2 separate regions of the Homo sapiens genome follow, and region 1 is linked to region 2. Evidence: chromatin loops called from intact Hi-C (ENCODE). Cell type or tissue: prostate gland. All regions are shown on one strand. Links, peaks and the distances in the headings refer to the core of each region. The heading gives the core; the rest is flanking DNA. Region 1 has its middle 8.6 kb from the start of HTATIP2. Region 2 overlaps NAV2 (neuron navigator 2).

Region 1 (9,905 bases), core at 2,684-5,183, 400 kb after region 2:
CAGTGATTGTGTCATTGTACTCTAGGCTGGGCAACAGAGCAAGACCCTGTCTCCAAAAAAAAAAAAAAAAAAAAAAAAAAAAAAAAAAGAAAGAAAGAGAGAAAAGAAAAGAAAAAGGGAAAAAAAGAATGTTAGTGTCATAAATGTATGATGCAACAGTAAAATGATGGTTTTTTGGATTATGGGTCTTCTCTTAAAAAGAAATTGTAAAATGGCTTTTCTTTACCTTTTAAGTAACCTGCCTAGCAAACAAAGATTTGTGTCTGATCAAAATAATTTCCTGTGCTTCATGTTGTCTTTTCAGTTCTTGCAGGCCCAGGAACTTCATAATATTGGGGGAACCTTAAGAAAAGAGGAATTTGCCTAAATATGCAGAGATTGCAGGCAAGGTCTGATGGCAAGTCCCTGGCATGGCTTCCTAGCCTTAAGAGGCTTTTAAAAGTCTAATCTGAGATTTTTTTATGCAAAGTTTTAGCAAAGCGAACTAAAAGAAAGGGACCTATGTGGTCAGTCACTATTCTTGCTGTAGTATTGTCAACAATCCGACCAAGTTTAATGAGACTAGGCTCCTTTTGCAAACAAATTAGTTTCACTTTGATTATTTTTTAGAGAAATGGAGGTGATTGTAGAGAGAAAAATTATGTTTCAATGGAAACCTGTAGCACAGCTTTGTGAGTATTCCATTTTAGTCTTGTTCATTGTCTTTAAGGTTTTGTTATCTACCTATAAACTGAGTCCTGAATCTTCTAGTTTCCTCCAATATCTGTCTACAGCTCTTCAAATTAATGTTTCACATTTTTCTCTAGCCTCCTAAAATGGCACCACGGAGAGCTAAAACCTGACGGCTCATATTTTTATTGGGACTGTCTTTAACCTCCTTTTTGGGTCTTTATTTCCTAATGAAGGCTTCCATGTCACATAAAACATCTTAAATACATTCATATGACTTTCTCTTGTTAATCTGTCCTTGGTTATAGGGGCTTCAGCTAAGAACTTAGAAGGATAGAAGGAAAGGTTGGTTTTCCTCTCCTACACAGACAAATACCCGCACAGGTCCAGGTCCAGTAGGGAAGACAGTGCATCTCTTTTCATGGTTAACAGCCAAATAGGAATTATGTCACATGAGGTCTGATTGAGTAATGTGCCTAACCCTAAAACAATCGCTGTTGTCGGGGAAGGAAACGTTCAGACTGGCTAGAAGTGAATCATAGGCCCAGCCTTAGAGTTGAAAGTAGAATTGCTGCTAGAGTCACCTGCAGGACGGGGAATGGGAAGGGGCGGGCCACAAAGGAAATAAGGAATCGATGCTGGATAAAACAGTACAGCTGTCTGCTACAAGTGTTGTCACTCATTGATGTAAAAATAAACACCAATAGATGACACAGCATAAAATTTGCATGAATTTTTAAGAAAATATATATAATTTCATTAAAATTTATTTTTGCATTCCCCAAGCTCCAAAAATAGGTTTGCACTTTTCCCTACTCTAAGGAGTGTCTCGATATATTTACTCAATATTTACTGAGCATCCGCCAAGTGCCAGGCACTAATCCAGGTGGCAGGAATATAGTAATGAACCAAACAGATACAACTCCTGTCTTCATGGAGTTTGCTTTCTAGTGGGATGTTCACCTGCACCCACCCAAGCTTCTGCTCACAATCTGAGACGACTGAATAAGGCATTCATTCCTCAGCCCTTCTCCCCAGCTTTCTTTTAAACTGGGAGAAAAATATGTTTCTTAGCTCAGCTCTTCTAATGTCATTGCCAAGAGGGAATTTAGCCTCAAGGAACATTCCATGTCTTTTCCTCCTGGCTGTCTGCCTTTCAGTCTCTAGACTCTTCTTCCTCCCTAGAAGGGAGAGGTCTAGGCTGTGTTTTAATTTCCAAGCTCTTTGATCTCCAGCTGCCACTTTAAAGTTTGAGGTATGAGGGAGTGCCCTTCCTTTGTGTGAGTACAGCCTGCATAGTCTTTCCGGGTGTCATTCATTTGGTTTGGTGAGAAGGATGATTGTAAAATCTGAAACTGCTTGACCATCTTTTCTTGAAAGGCTAGGGTTTGTAGTTGGCTGGAGTGTCTTGTGTTTTTTGTTTGTTTTGTTTTGTTTTTTTACCATACCCTAGTATGGAAGAACTGAGCAGTGACTTTGTGTGATATTGACAGCTTTATGTACATTACCTCATTTAATTCTCTCAACAGCTTCAAGAGAATGTTGAGGCTCATTATTCCCTTTTACAGGATTGGAAAGGTGAAGAACTTTTCCATCTTACACAGCTAGCAAGTGGCAAACTTTCATTTTCTCATTTATAAGATGAGAGAATTAGATTAGATATTATTTCCTTTCCAGCTCTGTAGTTGTTTGAATTTATTATTGCAGTTGGAATCCTACGAATGGGTAGTACCTGAACAAGAACAAATAGCGGGCCAGGCATGGTAGCTCATACCTGCAATCCCAGCAGTTTGGGAGGGCCAAGGTGGGAGGATTGCTTGAGTCCAGGAGTTCCAGACCAGCCAGGATAACATAGTGAGACCCTGTCTCTATTAAAAAAAAAAAAAAAATTAGCTGGGTATGGCGGTGCCACCTATAGTCCCAGCTATGCCAGACGCTAAGGTGGGAGGGTCCCTCGAACCTGGGAAGTTGAGGTTGTAGTGAGCCATGATCAAACCACTACACTCCAGCCTGGGCCATAGAGCAATACCCTCTCTCGAGGAAAAGGAAAAAAGTAAAAAAAAAAAGGCCAGGCCACACCTGTAATCCCAGCATTTTGGGAGGCCGAGGCGGGAGGTCACTTGAGGTCAGGAGTTCGAGACCAGCGTGGCCGACATGGTGAAATCCCATCTGTACTAAAAATACAAAAAATTAGCCATGCGTGATGGCACATGCCTGTAATCCCAGCACTTTGGGAGGCCAAGGTGGGAGGATAACCTGAGGTCAGGAGTTTGACACCAGCCTGGCCAACGTGGTGAAACCCCATCTCTACTAAAAATACAAAAATTAGCCTGGTGTGGTGGCTCATGCCTGTAATCCCAGCTAACTCAAGAGGCTGAGGCAGGAGAATTGCTTGAATCTAGGAGGCTGAGGTTGCAGTGAGCTGAGATCGAGCTACTGCACTCCAGCCTGGGTGACAGAGACTGTCTCAAATAATAGTAATAATAATAGAGACTGCACTCTTAAATATCACACAATTCCAAGCACTTTACGTGGATGATCTCATTTAATCTTCACACCACCCAATGAGGTTGGTGCTGTTATCATCCCATTTTACAGACGAGGAAAGTAGGGCACAAGGAAGTTAATCGCCAGAAAGTGAAAGAACTGGGAACTGAACTCAGCTGTCTTACTCCAAAGCCTTTGTGCTTAACTATTACAGATAGTTCTTCTGAAGAGATTAACAGATGAAGAGGTGAAGAGGATAAGGAGAGTTTCAAATAGGGAAAATAAGGTATTATGAAATTTTAACTTCTGATGTTTCGATGAAAATTTGTGAGTGCATTTTATCTTTCTACCCATAGGGTTTAACACACGACTGGGCACCCAACCAGTAAATGTTAATTTATTTAATTAATCCATCACTAGCAACTTCTTTCCCTTCTGCATTCTCCCAAACTGCTTACTTATTTTAGCTTTTTCACTTGTGAACTATCCCACCCCTCAACTTAACCAAGTTAATAATGAAATATTAGCCAATAAACTTAAGGCTCATAGTCATTCCATTTCTTAAAAAAGCCAAGAGAACTAATAGTAAGCATGCTTATAAATAAAGATAAAAGGAGTTAACTAGAATTAATGGTAAAAAAGGAAAAAAATAGATCAAAGGGGATTTTCCAACACTGAATGGTACCCGGGAAAATAAAACATTTCCACCTTCTCTGGCGCCCTCTTGTGCTTCCTAGCTGCAACTGTCAAGATTGCGATGCTTCCAGGAGTGCAGGACGGTGATACTGGATCTGGATTTATGTTCTGCGTTGTACACACAAACCTTTATAAACTAAACTTGTTTTTCTTCCCTGTATGTTACTCTAATCAGTGCTTATGTCAGGAATTGTAAAATATCCTTTAACCTGGGTTTCCTAGGCTGAAATTGTCCTTATCCATTTGAAGTCCCTTCAGCTCCTGCTCCTGAAGACTCACACAATCTATGAAATGCGTTTTTGGAAGTATGTCTCCCTGTCTGACTGTGTTATTTGATAAGATTGTTCTCATTGCATTCTCTCTCTCTCTCTCTTTCCCTCTCCCTCCCCTCCTCCATCTACCCTCTTCCTCCTTTCTGAGGCCAAGGCTCTGAATTCTTTGAGGAGTTAAAACTGCAGGAAATTCCTTTTGGAAGAATAAAATACAGCCATTCTCCTTCCACTTTTCCTTTATTTAAAGGCAGCCTCCAAGCAGTGCTGCTTGTTCTTCATTGTCTTGCAGAGCTTTTTGTTCATTCCTTAGTAAAACAAGCGTTTTGGTTTTTCGGGTTCACTGTGTGTGCACCACAGGACTGTTACACAAAGCCATGGGAAACTAGCAGAAGCTCAGGAAGTAAATGTCATTAAGAAACAGATCCTACGTTGTATTTGAATCACCCTCCTTCCTTTCTGATGGCTAAATCTTTCTTATGAGGTGAAACTTTTCGTACCAGGATCTTTCTTTTGTTTGGATGCGTTATCTCCCAGGAAGCTCCTCAGACCCCAGCAAGTAGACTTTGGGTGTCCTGTCCCAGTGGCTGGATAAACAGGCTCGGATATTTCAAATTCTTAGTTAGAATTAAACTGGAACTTGTTTTATGTTTACATGAAACTGAATAATTAGTGATAATATTAAAATTAATAATAATTGGCCGGGCATGGTGGCTCATGCCTGTAATCCCAGCACTGTGGGAGACGAGGCGGGTGGATCACCTGAGGTCAGGAGATCAAGACCAGCCTGGCCAACATGGTGAAACTCTGTCTCTACTAAAAATACAAAATGAATCCATAATAATCATAATTCCTGATTTATAAGGATGTTCATAAGTTTTTTTTTTTTTAAAGGAGGAGAGTTGAACCCCAGTTTGCTTCAGGCCACTACATGGTCTTTCTAAGGTGAAGACTATGTTCATTTTCTTTATGGATATTATATCTTAATACCATGTCCTTCCACAGTGAATTTCTCCTTTAACTGGGCAGCAGTATGACTCAAGGAGTTTTTAAAACTGCTGTTCCTAATTCAGTAGGTCTAGGGCAAACTCAGGCATCTTTATTTTTCTAAAGCTTCAAGGGATGTCCATGTGTAGTCAGAATTGCAAATCGCCACCATGTGGCCACGTGGTATACTGTCACAGCACACAACCAGTGCTGTGTGGTATCTGATTTGAACTTTGCTATAAACCTATGCAATAAGCAGGTTTGCCATTACCCTCAACTTACAGATAAAAAGACTAAAACTAAGAGCTTGACCAAACGTACATAGCTAGTCAGTATACAAACTGGGGCTTATACGTGGGTCATATGACTCAAAAACTTATGCTCTTTCCATGTTGTTGGAGAGAACAAGATTGATTTTTTAAAAAATAAGGTCTTTCATATGCATTACTTCCTCCTCTTTCCTGCAGTGGCTACATCGGTCCATATTTTCATCATCCCGTAGGTTACTTTGGCAAGAGCTTTCACCAGAAGCCCCCTCCTGTCTTTATCTCTTCCCTGAACACTACCTTCGGCTTAATCTTTAACCATTAAGTGCAGAGTTCATCAAGTAACTCTTTCGTTTAAAAATGACCAATATTTGTCCTGTTTACCGACTATATTAGTCCATTCTCCTGCTGTTAATAGACATACCTGAGACTGGGTAATTTATGAAGGAAAGAGGTTTAATTGACTCACATTTCAGCGTGGCTGGGGAGGCCTCAGGAAACTTACAATCATGGTGGAAGGGGAAGCAAACATATCCTTCTTCACACAATGACAGGAGAGAGAAGAATGAGAGCTAAGCAAAGGCGGAAGCCCCTTATAAAACCATGAGATCTTGTGAGAACTTACTATCATGAGAATAGCATGGGAGAAACTGCCCCCACGATTCAATTACTTTCCACTGGGTCCCTCCCACAACATGTGGGGACTATGGGAACTACAATTCAAGATGAGATTTGGGTGGGGACACAGCCAAGCCATATCAACATCTGTAGTGGGTTGAATGGTGGCCCCCCAAAAGACCTGTCCTCATCCTAACCTCTGCACCCTATGAGCATGAACTTATTTGGAAAAAAGTTCTTTGTAGATATAAATAAGTTAAAGATCTTCATATGAGGTCATCCTGGATTATCTGGGCAGGCCCTAAATCCATTGACAATTGTCCTTATAAGAGACAGAAGACACAGACACCAGAAGAGAAGACCACGTGAAGACAGAGGCAGAGATGGGAGTTTTACAGCCACAACCCGAGGAACGCCTGGAGCCATCAGAAGTGGGAAGAGGGAAGGGAGCATTCTCCCCTAGAACCTGCAGAGGGAACATGGTCCTGCTGACACTTCAATTTCAGACTTCTGAGAGAGTAAGTTTCTGGTGTTGTAAACCATCCAGTGTGTGGTCATTTGTTACAGCAGCCTTAGGAAACTAATATACCAGCTCATCACCTCTTTTTGACTTTCAGGGACCATGACATCTGTGGCTTCCCTGCCAATCCAGCCCTGGTCTTGCATAAATCCTCTGCCCATCTGGTTGTTCCTTCACTGTCTTCTCCCTGGGACCCTCAGGTCTCTTTGTGTGCCTTCCCTCATGTTCCCTCCTCATCAGAAAGAAGACATGCCCTCTCAACAGAGTCCCCCTTCAGAAGGGAACTGGCTTTTGAGGTGGAGTGATAGTGGGGGAGGAGATGAGATCTCTAGGGACATGGTGGTGTAGTAGGCAGGGTGCTCTTTGCCAGTCAGTTCCTTGACATGTTTTCTAATTTTTTTTACCAGCCTCAACCCTTCCTTTTGTTGCCTGCATTAAAGAGTGTGTCTAAGATCCACTACTTGCACAAGTCTTGCTACATTCTTGGGGGTCATCCATAAAGTATGTTTGACTAGTTCACCTCTTACTCTCCTAGGTCTCATGCATAAGGTATGGTGAAATCTACCCCATGAAAACATTTTTCTTGAGCACCTACTAAGTGCCAAACACTGCCCCAAAGCTGGGGCTGTAGCAGTGAGATAGATGTGGTGGCTGACCTCACAGAGCAGAGTCTTCCTGTTTTGATAAATATTGTGCTTATCTAGTTGGACTTCACTGAGGTCACACAGCTACTAAGTGGATGGCCAGGATTCAAATCTACTTCCGTCTGACTGCAAAGTTGCTTTCTACCACATCATGTGTATCAGTTTGGGTCCTGGCAAGAAACAGAGAACATGTTCCAACAGAGTAACTGAGGGAGAATTTAGTGAAAGATTATTTACAAGGAAGCAGGAAGGGTTAAAGAAAACCCAACAAGGAATGGTGCTGTGTCTCAGTGCTAGCAATAGCGGGGAGCCATTTCTACTCCTAAGTCTAAAAGGTTGAGGCAAGGAGGTGGTTACTGGAACCTGGAGAGAGTGCCTGCAGCTGTCAGGGAGGCTATCAGACAGGAGTGAGGCTCTTGGGTCGAGGAATAGCAATCTCATAGCAGGAATTCAGGGGAATAAAGCCCCTAACCCCATACTCCTCCTCTGCTTCAATTTCCTACTGGTGACTCTTATCACCAAGGTAGGTGATAGGTCAAGGAGGACAAGGTAGACTGGGTGATGCAGGCCTTAGAGGTCAGCTGTGGAGTCACAGAAAAGGATACAGAGAGTGGAAAGTGGATCTGGAGGGGCAAATGAAAAATGTGCCTGTAATCCCAGTACTTGGGAGGCTGACACAGATAATTACTCGAGCTCAGGAGTTCAAGACCAGCCTGGGCAACATGACAAAACCCTGTTTCTGGAGAAAAAAAAAAAAAAGATGCGTGTCTGTAGTCTCAGCCACACGGGAGGCTGTGGGAGCTTGAACCCGGGAGGCAGAGGTTGCAATGAGCTGAGATCATGCCACTGCCCTACAGCCTGGGCGACAGAGCAAGATCATATCTCACAAAAGAAAGAAAAAAGAAAAATGCCCAACATACCAGTGTTTCCCAAACTTTACTCCTTCAGATACTATTTTCATGAGTTTACCATATCCTATGTTTACAATACACTCAGCTGTACTTAATATTTTATGAAAACGTCCTCTTTTTTTTTAAACTTTGTTAAATGTACTACTAGTAACAGGTACTAATAAATGTATTAATGGTAATTAAGGTAATATTTCACTACCTTGAATAGAAGAAAACCATAAAAAATAAATCTAATAAAATCAAGTTTGCTAAATTTTAAAACCTAAAATTTAACAATAATTATAAATGATAATGTATCTTATGATGTCCTTCACAGGCTGGTCCCTACCTGCCTCTCTAGTCTCCCCTCCCCTGCCCTGCCCCTGCCCCATGCTTCCATCTCTCCATTTCAAGCATATTGGTTTTTGGCCCTTCAAAACCAGCCATACTTCTACCTACCACAGTGCTTTTACATAGGTTATTCCTTTGGTATATATCAGTAAGAGGACATACCCATGAGTGCTAGGGAACCTGAAGAATTTAACAAATACAGTGCTATCAGCTAAAAACAAGAAGAATTATGCTTTCCTGAAAACATTCTAGAATTACACAGGTATTACTCATGATTTTGTCATTGATCTGGATATCCAGGTTCTTGTCCTGGCACCAAAGTTGAATCCCAAGATCTTAGATGATATATTTAATAAACGTGTGACTCAGTTTCTCCATCTATAAAAACAATTAGCTATCAAGAACACGATAGATACACTAAATCAACTACCTAAACTGTTGAATGCAATTCATGGTTGTATTTGTTATGTGAGAGCAGAAAATTACAATACTTTCTTTCAGACACCTACCTTTACCAAATCCAACCTCTTATGTGCCCAACCAGATATCTTAGTCATGCTACAGTTATTTAAAGCTCTCATTTGTTAAAAAAAAAAAAAAATTATCTAGCATTCATATTTACAAATAAATGAGATAAATGGGGAACAAGTATAGCCACTTTAGATGCTATTTAACATCCGTTCTGTTTTCTTTCTATAATAGTGACCTCTACTTTCCTTGGGGACCTTACTTCCTCCCCTACTCCCAGACATGTGGGAAGAGATAGCCCCACCCGGCTTCATTCCCAGAGCCACAGTGACAATCATAAGGTTTAATCAGAACTAAGGAGATACAGCTGGGGACTTCTGCTTACAGTTATGCTCTTTCTACTGGACTTGAATCTAGGGGGATGTACTTGATAGCTTCAATCATCCATTCTCCTCATTTATCTACCTTATTGTATGCCCTGAAGAAAACTGGTCTGCACAATATAAGTTCCCTCTAGCTTCTGGTTGAATTTAGACAATGAAGAGTATGAGCAAGAGCACAGCCTTTGGGTCATCTTGCAGGGTCTGAGAGTAAGGCCGACGTGAAGGGAAATAGAGCCATGGTTGGCAGAGGGACTGGGTCCTGGCCCCATTGGCTGACTGGCTGATTCTGGTCATGCCAAGACTATTATATACACTGATTCTTTAGTTGCATGAGCCAGGACATTTCCTTTTTTTTTTTCCTCAAAACATTTTGAGTTTGGGGCTTCAAACACGTGAAACAGAGTCTTAATGAAGGTATAACTAAAAATATAGCTCTGAAGTGAAGATGCATGGATCCCTGATCCTGAGGACTCTAAATCTGACCTAAATACAGTTCCAGTCTCCCTAAGGCCCCATCCTACAGCAGATCCTGTTTTGAGATTTCTCTGAGATTCTGTCTCTCTTATACATGATTTATAGCCTTACAATATTACAATATTCACCATCTTTACTCGCCATGAGTCAGTTTGTTCCTTGGAGCAAAGCGAATGTAATGAA
Region 2 (9,905 bases), core at 4,274-6,773:
AGACACTGTGGAAATGTGTTTACATCTCAGACTAGGCACTTGGCTTCTCCCACATGCTAGACTTCACCTATTTAAGGAGGCACCTGAAGGAAGAATCTCCCTGGACTTCACACTTCCTTTGGGCTTCCATTCACACTTCCATTCAATCATTCATTCATTGTCAAATCCTTATTAAGCACCCACAGCAAGGCACGTGCTGAGCATGGAATATGGTTATGGTCATAGACATGGATGCTGCCCTTATGAAGCTCATGGTTGGTCAGAGAATTAAACTAGTCTTAACCCTCATCTTTCTAGGGGAAGATCCTGAGGCTCGGCGGCTGCGGACAGTGAAGAACATCGCTGATCTGCGGCAGAATTTGGAGGAAACCATGTCCAGTTTAAGGGGAACTCAGGTTACACACAGGTATCTGCAGTGTGAATTACTTTACTGAACTACCTGGTATCCTAATTTTCTCCTGTGTTTGTTCATAGCAGTAGCAAAGCGATTTGGTTATAATGGATCATAGCCTCGCTTTCCAAATGTGCCGGAATTCACAAAGAATGCCATATGACATGCAGAAGAGAGTTATAGGAAATAAAAAATTAGTATAGACAGATTTTTCCCAAAAGCAGAAGGTTGCTAAATCCATTCAACAAAGGATACTGTAGACCAGCTCTATTTAAATTTCACTTTACTTGCATTTTCTATAACTGTCTGGTGCTGTGGAAATGAGCAGGTGAACTATATTTGACCTGTGTGATAAACTGAATAGCTTGAATTCCTACCCAATCTTCTGATATGCAGCACTCTGTAATATTGTTAGTCATGCACGTACATAAAACATGTAAGGAAATATTTATAAAAACTTATGATCATGTTTTAACTCTGATTTAGTTGGATGAAATCTAGTATTACATTGGAAACATCAGGTGCTTTCATTGTTGAACAAGAAGTTGAAGAGGATGCAACCCTGGGATGTCTTTTGTGATTTGGGCAGGAGGAGGTTTTATAGTTGTAGAAATCAAGGAAAGTTCTTGTTGTCCCCACTGAGCTCCCAGGGAGTCTCCTTTGCTTCTCCAATTTCAGTTTCTTTGATAAGTGGCTATGGCAAGGAAACCACAGGGCTTCCCCACTGTCAGCAGTTTTGGAAGATTGGGGTTAACCACTGTGGGTTCCATCTCCAATAGGACCGAGGCCCAAAACAAGGGGTCCAATCTGAGAAAAATAAGGCCACTTCCAAGATCAGAGGAAAACAAAAACAGCTTAAGGGACCAAATTGGCTCTTCCAGAGGAGAGTAAACTCGGGGGTTTGGGGGTGGTACCCTCTTAAACCTTTAGGTATCTGAATGAAGGGGAGTCAGATATTGGATCTTGTGACTCTACCATTAGGTGTGAAACATCCCTTTTTCCACCATCGTCACTGACACTGACTTAATGTTGGCATAGCAGTTTGACGGTGGGATGGTAATTATGACAGGAGGGAAGACTTCAGTGGTTTCTTCTGCAGGGAAGAATCTCATTCTCTGCTCAGTGAGGAAATTCCAGTTTTCCTGTGAAGGTGCACACGATAGTCTTGACTGGGCTGCAAGAAACTGCAGCGCTGTGAAAACAGTGGAAGACAGACTCTGCCAAGAGATTGAGCTCATCCTTGGGCAGATTCTAGTCCATGTAACTTGATTGAAGAGGGAACTCAAGCCCAGGCATTTACCAATCTTTCCAGGCTTTTTGGATGAAATATGAGAAAAGCAAAAGTCTGGGGGAAGTGAACTTTAGAGGGTTAGAAAATTAGAACTGTGTCCACTGCTCAGTTGGGAGGGAGCTGAGGATGTAAAATGTGGTATTAGGAACTCCCGGTGGGTGGAGAATCCCACCCTTAGGAAAAGAAGGCTGTGATGCAACATCCTAGAATGAATGGGCAAGCAGGAACCTTCATGCCCCATCCTAATCAGTTCAGCATTTTCTAGTATTTTCTTTCCCAGATTGGAAAGAAAATTCTTATTTTTTTTTTTGCCGGGGGGGATGGAGTCTCACTCTCTGTCGGCAGGCTGGAGTGCAGTGATGCAATCTCAGCTCACTGCAACCTCAGCCTCCTGGGTTCAAGCGATTCTCCTGCCTCAGCTTCCCGAGTAGCTGGGACTATAGGCACATGCCACTATGCCCAGCTAATTTTTGTATTTTTAGTAGAGATGGGGTTTCACCATGTTGGCCAGGATGGTCTTGATTTCTTGACTTCATGATCCGCCCTCCTCAGCCTCCCAAAGTGCTAGGATTACAGGCACTGCATCTGGCCTGGAAAGTGAGCCACTGCATCTGGCCTGGAAAGAAAATTCTAGTAGTTGAGGTCATTTAATTAAAGTAATTCGTTTCTTGTACCATGTTTTAGCAGGGAAAGTCTCCGGTAGGCTTTTCAGAATGTTATGTAGATGTGTAGCTTTCCTTTCTCATTTTGAGCAGAGGAAGCACATCAGGTGGTACATGGGGGCTGGCTGTTTTATCCTATTTTATATATGAGGATTATTTCATAATTCTAAATAATTAAAGAACATATAAACTGTGAAGGATACTAGGTACCTTTGAGTCTAATCAGGTTGGTTTTGTTTCTAGCACATTGGAAACCACGTTTGACACCAATGTCACCACGGAGATGAGTGGCCGTAGCATACTCAGCTTGACAGGGAGGCCCACACCTCTGTCCTGGAGACTGGGCCAGTCCAGCCCTCGGCTCCAAGCAGGAGACGCCCCCTCAATGGGCAATGGGTATCCCCCTCGAGCCAACGCCAGCAGGTTCATCAACACTGAGTCAGGTCGCTATGTGTACTCCGCCCCTCTGAGAAGGCAGCTGGCCTCCCGGGGCAGTAGTGTCTGCCATGTGGACGTCTCAGACAAGGCAGGAGATGAGATGGACCTGGAAGGCATCAGCATGGATGCCCCCGGCTACATGAGCGACGGGGATGTTCTGAGCAAGAACATCCGGACCGATGACATTACAAGCGGGTAAGTACCCGGGGCCGCCCTTTCTCCCAGAGAGAAAGAGGGCTTGGCACCTGGCTTCTCTTTTGTAGGGCTCTATTTGATTCTTCTGGAGGAGGTCAAACTGCCCACCTGAGTTTCTGCTGTCCATATCAAAGGCTGTGTGACATGGAGGGAAACGCTGCTCGGCTGTGAGTCTGAAGGCCTGGGTAGTCCAGGCTTGGCCAGTAAATCACAACAGAGTAATACCTGAAAACAAACCATGTCGCATCAGTCCCTTAAACCAAACCTTGCACTGAGGATGGACTACTTGCAGGTTAGACGGCCTCCCCGGGCCTATGAGATCTGGCCTGTACCTGCCTCTTAGATCTCATCTTCCTCTCTCCTACCTATTTCCCTGCTGCAGCTGTCCCTTCCAATCTTCAATCTTGTCAAGCTCTTTCCGGCCTCACAGCCTTGCACTCTGTTTCTCAGCCTGGATTCTGCTTCCCAGATCTTTGCATGGTAGGTCCTTCTTGCTGCTCAGCTGACACCTCCTTGGAGGGGCCCTCCTTGACCATGCAATTTGAAGTAGGTGTGTGTCCTGCCTCCTGCCCTACGCATCTCCACCACTCTGTGGCAGGCTCCTTTGGAAGATTATCACTATTCGAAATTAGCCTGATTATGTGTATATCCTCTGTTGCCTCCCGGCCCCCTCCTACTTGCAGCAGTAAGTACCATAAAGCAAGGACTTGTCTTGCGCGTTCACTGCAGAATCCCCAGTGTGTTGTGTATAATAGGAGCTCATAAATATTGCTAAATCAATGAACACGTGAATCAGTGAATGAATGAACAAATCCAGCCTCCCTGTTTCTCTGTGTGCTCATATATGAAGTGAAGGGGAGTGATGAGATGATGTCTAAGGAACCTTTCAGGTGGAGCCTGCCATGACTGTATAGCACGAGGCCTGGCTGGTAACTTGTTCATGCTCCCCTCTCAGATCACCCTGCAGACTTAAGGTGCAGTGAGTTATTTCACTTGCCTGGGACTTCTTCCTTCATCTGTTAACATGACTTGCCCAGAAGTTCTCCAAGATCTTTTCCACCTTGAATGTTCTAGCTGTTAAAGTTACAGATAAGAAAAAGCAGAAATACTAATTGTGCCACTCATTTCCATGAAAATAATGATCAAGAACCCAATGGGTGAGCCAGTATTTTTATAATTTAAATAATAGCTAACTCTCCTATATGCCAAACACAGTGCTAGGTGCTTTACTTTTATACTCTCTTGTTCTATCTCCATAGCAATCCTTTGAGGTAGATGATATCATAGTCCCCATTTTAGAGATGAGGAAGGTGAAGTCCAGGAAGGTTAAATAACTTGCCCAAGGGCTTGCAGCTATTAGGGACAGAGCGTAATAGTGTACCATCTTGCCAACGTTTTATTGCTGTATTGAAATACTACAACTACTAGAGTTTATTTCAAAATGAATTTGATTTTTCTCTGTTCTACCTCTGTGACTAGAAGTGTTCTTTTATTTCATTAAAAGCTGAGGCATAGAGGTGCTTTGGTTTTCAGCCTGTTACTTTTAGAACTATCTTGGGTAGTGAAATCTTTGAAAACAGAATCCACCAAACCTTTTGCAGGGGCAAAAGGAAAATTTCCCCTTTACCCTCTGAAGGTTCACTGGAAAATCAGCTCACAAAAGGCAGATTCATTGGAGAAAGGACATACAAATTTACTTAATGTATATACACAGAAGCCTTCAGAATGAATACCCAAAGATATAGGGGAGATTGTCCAATTTTATGCTTAGGTTCTACAAAGTACGGGCAGCTGTGTAGAAATATGATTGGGCAAAAAAGGTATGATCTAATGCTAGCAGATGGAGTGGGGAAACCAAGCAAGGTTCTTCTTGGCCCTTCTGAGAAGCATTCCTGCCTTCTGCGTATGGGGCAGAGCCCTCTCTGTAATGGAGGTTTCTACAATCAAACAAGGTGGGTCAGATAATTTCCTTATGCCCAGGCTTCACACAGAAAGGAAGAGGGAAAATTAGAATAATGTTTGGAGGTTTTATGACTGGCTTTGGGGAAAAAGGGTTCTGATTTCTATGGCCTACCTAGGGGCAGAGGGATTCTAGTTTCTATGGCTGGCCTCAGGGGAAATAGGATTGAGAGACCAGAGGGCAGAAAAAGGTCAGAGAGAAACTTTCACTTCTGAGGCCTTTATTTTGTAGTGTTTTCTGAGCTGCCCAACACCTTACAGTACAACAAATTTCTGCTGCCTGGAATGGCTGGCGCAATTAATGGAGTGAGAAATTAAATGACCTGGTCAACTTAGAGCATCCTTTTTTTTCTAGTTTTCCATAAACATGAAAAACAATAGCATACACCTATTACAACTGAATTTCACATAATGTAATCTTTGTATTATTGTTTAGAAGACTTTTGGTATCTAGCATGGACTCAGATTTATTATTATCAATTCCCATTTTCATATACTACCGAACAAATTGTGGCTTGTTTTGAGGTTTTTGTATCCTGTAATAGTTGATTTTATTGTCGAACCAGTCTTTCAATTCTAAAAAGATGGCCAGTGAATTCATTTTGATGTAGTGTTGATTATGTCCACAAGGTGGAGACATTGAAACACTCTAACCTGAATCTTAGTGATAGCCGACTGAGAAACTCCTGGTTTCTTTAACCATCCAAACCAGAGCCTTTACCTTTGCTTAAAAGCACCGATGTTTACATTTCAGTTCCAGCTTTGCCAAGTTTACGTTTTAGCATGTGTGATAGCACTTAGAGCAAGTGTAGATAAAAAGTTCAGAAACGTAAGCAAAGCACCCAATTACTGAAACTGGAGAACTTTGGTCTGGTTTCTCTTCCTGTTCCTTTTAATGTAGAAATGTACCCTCAGCATGAGGAGAGGTAGCCCAGATGGAACCTAATGCTCCTTCTAGTTGTAGCATTCTAGAACACTTGTTAAGCATGTATCCACTCTGTGGAAATGCATGTGAATTTCTGCTTTGAGGCCAAGTTACCAGTTTGTGTTTACACGCAGAGTTCAGAGCAAGACACTTAATGTCTTTTCTACTCATCATATTCTTCCTATAAACTGGCAAGGTTGTAAATATTGAAAGGCTGGTTATTCTGTGCTTCAGAATGTGCTGAATAAGGCATTGTTGAGGCAATTGATGTAGTGAAAGGGAAATAGACTGGGATATCATATTGGGCAGACCAGGGCTTAAACCCTCCCCAACCTCTTGCCAGCTCTGTGACGTTAGGCATGTCATTTGACTTCCCTGAGCTTTGAAGTGCTACAATTAATATGGTTTTTAAACCTTCAGCTGGATTTCTGTTTGCAGTTGTATCTGATAAAGACCAAAATCCCAGTCGGGGTCTAGATGCCTTATCTCCCTCAAACATCCAGGCGCTTGGAAACAATGAAATGATTAAAGCTTTTGTCCAGATGTTTATTTGGCTTAGTAGAAATGTAGCCTTGATGTATGAGTAATATATCAATCTGTACAGAGGCTCTTTGAGGAAAGTTCTTGTAAAAGTTTATAGTAAGTTTATTTAGAAAATCTGATATGGAAGTAAATTCTGGTTTCTAAAAACCTAAGACCTCTGTTTTTAAAGTGATGCTGTACTTCGGCTTGGCATAACAGCTATTTTTTGATGCCTCTAGTTCATTTTCTGTACTGGTGTGTGCATGTGCACCTGTGTGTATCCTTCAATTCTCCCTATGGTAGGGCTGAAATTACTTTATTACCATATTACCATGTAGTTTAGCTAAGAATTAAGGGCAAATGCCTCTTACACTTTGTGTGTGTGTGTGTTCTTATATTGTGCCTGGTATATACCAGGCATGTCTAAGTACTTTACAGGTTGTTATCTGATCTCACTCATCCCTTTTATTGGATTGATAAATTGGGCATTGGCTGTAGTGGGGAGGAAATTAAAATAACAGATGAAATTTCTCTTACTAGGTTTTGATCTGTGAAGTCAATCTTCTACTCATATTCTAAAAATTCAAAGTGCCATATGGTACAGAATAAAATTAAAGGGGCAGACTCCACGTCCATATGTTTGAAATGATTTTTTTTTTCTTTTCAAAGGAGGCACTGAGTTGTGTAATGTTCCAAAGTATAAGTAGATATCCCTTTATGGACAAAAAAATGACCCTTTAAATATAACATCAGAAGTTTCTCCCTCTCAGAACCTTTGATGGCTTCCCATTGCCTGTGGGAACAGATCTGAATGCCTTAACTGACTGTGGAGGCTCTTCATGGCCTTTGCCTCATCTGCCTTCGCTGACTTGCCCCCGGCCACATTTCCCTTCACACACTCCAGACTTCCCACTGCTCTAGGCTACCTGCCACCACCAAAAGCTGGTTCCTGCATTTGCAAAGCCCTGCCTCTGGTTCCTGCATTTGCAAAGCCCTCCCTCCTGGGACATGCTGCTTTCTTCCTGGAATTCCTTTCCCCTCATGCCCATCTGACTAATCCTGAAGAAAATGTCTCCCCTGTGATGTCCTCTGGGATTCCCCCAGTCACAGTTAGCTCAGTCTCACGTGTTTCTGGTAGTCTTGGTTCACACCTACCCTTATATATAAGCGTTTCACTTTGCATGGGAAGTGTCTGAAAGCCACTGGATGGTACTGAGGAAAGAGTATGTTCTTAAAAGGCAGACAGACTTGAGATTTAATCCTGGCTCTGCCAAGTGAACTGGAACAAGTTCTTAACCTTTGAATATTAGAGATAGAGCTTGAAAAGAACAGGCAAGAATCTGAGATGCACAAGAAATGTGCACGCGCGCGCGTGTGTGTGTGTGTGTGTGTGTGTCTTTCTCCACTAAACTTGGAGTTCCTAGCAGGCAGACAGCACTCATTATTTTTCTAAACCCAGAGACTGGGACTTAGCAGGTATTTAATATTTTGAGAATGGTCTATTCTTGATGCCTACTCTGGCAGGACCTTATGCTTATATAACTCGCTACCACACGCTATGAAGCTCAATGGTTCTATTTACAGAACACTTGGAGAAAGCCAGCTTAGCCTGTGGTGTCCATCTAGTGGTTGATAGAGGCTGTGGTCTCAATTCCTTTTCACTGTGAGTCATTGTGTTGGTTTAAAGCTCCTGGCTGGTGATATTTAGGGCTAAGGATGTTGGCTTTTGAGAATGAGGCTGATCAATAGCCTAGTGTAGAGAGAAAACAGGATGTAAGCATTTGGTCTTCCACAGTGGCTTTTTAGGGGCTGCTGTCTTCCCTCCTTGGTGGCAGGAATTACTCCATCAACAAATATGGGCACAGATGCCTGCGGGGAGACTCCGTTCTTCAGAAATTGAGGAACTCATTCATGCTGAATTAATTAAAGTCATCCCTCAGTATCCATGAGGGATTGGTTTCAGGACCCCCAGAAAATACCAAAATCTGTGGATGCTCAAGTTTTTCATGTAAAATTGCATAGTATTTGCATATAACCTATGTAGATCCTCCTATATACTTTAAATCATCTCTAGATTACCTATAATATCTAATACAATGTAAATGCTATATGGATAGTTGTTATACTTTATTTTTGTTTGTATTATTTGTTCATAAGAGGGTGCTTCGTGCTCTCATGCATCATTTGCATGTATAATACCTTGTATCTTTTCCTTTATTGCCTGTCAGGTCATCTCCTCTCTGATTCCATCCAAGCAGAGGTAGTGACCTTTCTGTATGCTTCCTTGTTACTTGCTGTATCTGTATTAGCACTGGTAGCACTACATCAGAATTGGTTTATTAGTGTTTGTATGTATGTATGTGAGTATATGTGTGTGTGTATATGCATGTGTGTGTGTGTATGTATGTGTATATATATGTGTATATATGTGTGTGTGTGTATATACATATATATATACATATATACATATATATATACATATACACACATATATATATATATGGGATAGGAAAGACAAAACCCAAACCTGTTGTAAGTTCTAAAGGTTAGGGTCAAATCTGTCTTGAATGCTCCTGTATCTTCATTGGCTGGCACTGTGCCTGCCTGTTGCATAGTAAGCAGTCAATAAATATTTGTTGGCTGGGCATGGTGACTCACATCTGCAATCCCAGCACTTTGGGAGGCTGAGATGGGGGGATCATTTGAGCCTAGGAGTTCAAGACCAGCCTATGCAATATAGTGAGACCTGTTGCAACAAATAATTTAAAAGCTGTTCATGGTGGCATGTTCCTGTGGTCCCAGCTGAGGTGGAAGTATCACTTGAGTCCAGGAGGTTGAGGCTGCAGCGAGCTGTGATTACACCATTGCACTCCAACCTGGGTGACAGAGCAAGACCTTGTCTGAGAAAAAAAAAATGTCAAATGAATGCTACAACTAACTTTAAAAATGGCAAGGCCAACCATATTCCGCTAAATGAATTTGTGCCTATGATTGTAGCACCATTGAGTTTGAGGACGTAGCCACATGTCTTTCTTCTTCTGGGCCCTGTCAGTTTAGACTGCCTCTAACCCTGTGAGCTTGACATTGTCAATACAAGAAAAAGAGAGAACTAGGGGCATTTGCCATGTGGACTGATGGAAGATAGACATGCCCCTGTTCATCTCTTCCTTCTTTCACTGAACATTATGGGACAAATGTGTGAGGTATTTCTCACCAAGTCAGCATAGAACATAGCAGACAGTACCCTGAATCAAAGGGGGTAGATTAATAGCATGAAAGGCTCTTTCTTATCTGGTGAATATGTCCAGACCAGACCTGGAGTGACCTTGATAGGCTGTTGTTTCTGGCAGACTGATAGGAGAGAAAGCCAGAGTGCTCCTTACAGCCTAACGCACCCTGGAGCCAAGATAAATGAATTTAGGAGAGGCTGTCCTGAAAGGCACTGATTTATGGCAGGTTCCAGCAGGGTGTGGCAGGCATCTCGAGATTTGGAAAGGATAGATTCTCGTTTCTCTAGGCCGA

What was found. Hi-C counts contacts between places; a loop is a spot of excess contacts. Peaks named below come from ENCODE experiments on the same cell type or tissue, not always from the same donor. Only the 100,000 strongest peaks of a DNase experiment are listed, where the experiment ranks them.
Region 1: a loop joins it to region 2, with 5 times the contacts of the local background. A loop is called at or near these places in 52 of 110 quality-filtered maps.

What each region holds. Positions count from the first base shown.
Region 1 is chr11:20,350,151-20,360,055 of GRCh38, forward strand. No RefSeq gene overlaps it. Among named protein-coding and RNA genes, the nearest start is that of HTATIP2, 8.6 kb to the right of the region's middle. In prostate gland, for the core only: a CTCF peak has its summit at 3,862 (motif pointing left); no DNase peak of the experiment used is centred there.
Region 2 is chr11:19,946,104-19,956,008 of GRCh38, forward strand. It overlaps NAV2 (neuron navigator 2), which reads left to right. Exons shown (of 38, transcript NM_145117.5): 9 at 298-406; 10 at 2,588-2,977. Among named protein-coding and RNA genes, the nearest start is that of NAV2-AS3, 30 kb to the right of the region's middle. In prostate gland, for the core only: a CTCF peak has its summit at 5,558 (motif pointing right); a DNase peak (open chromatin) is centred at 5,598.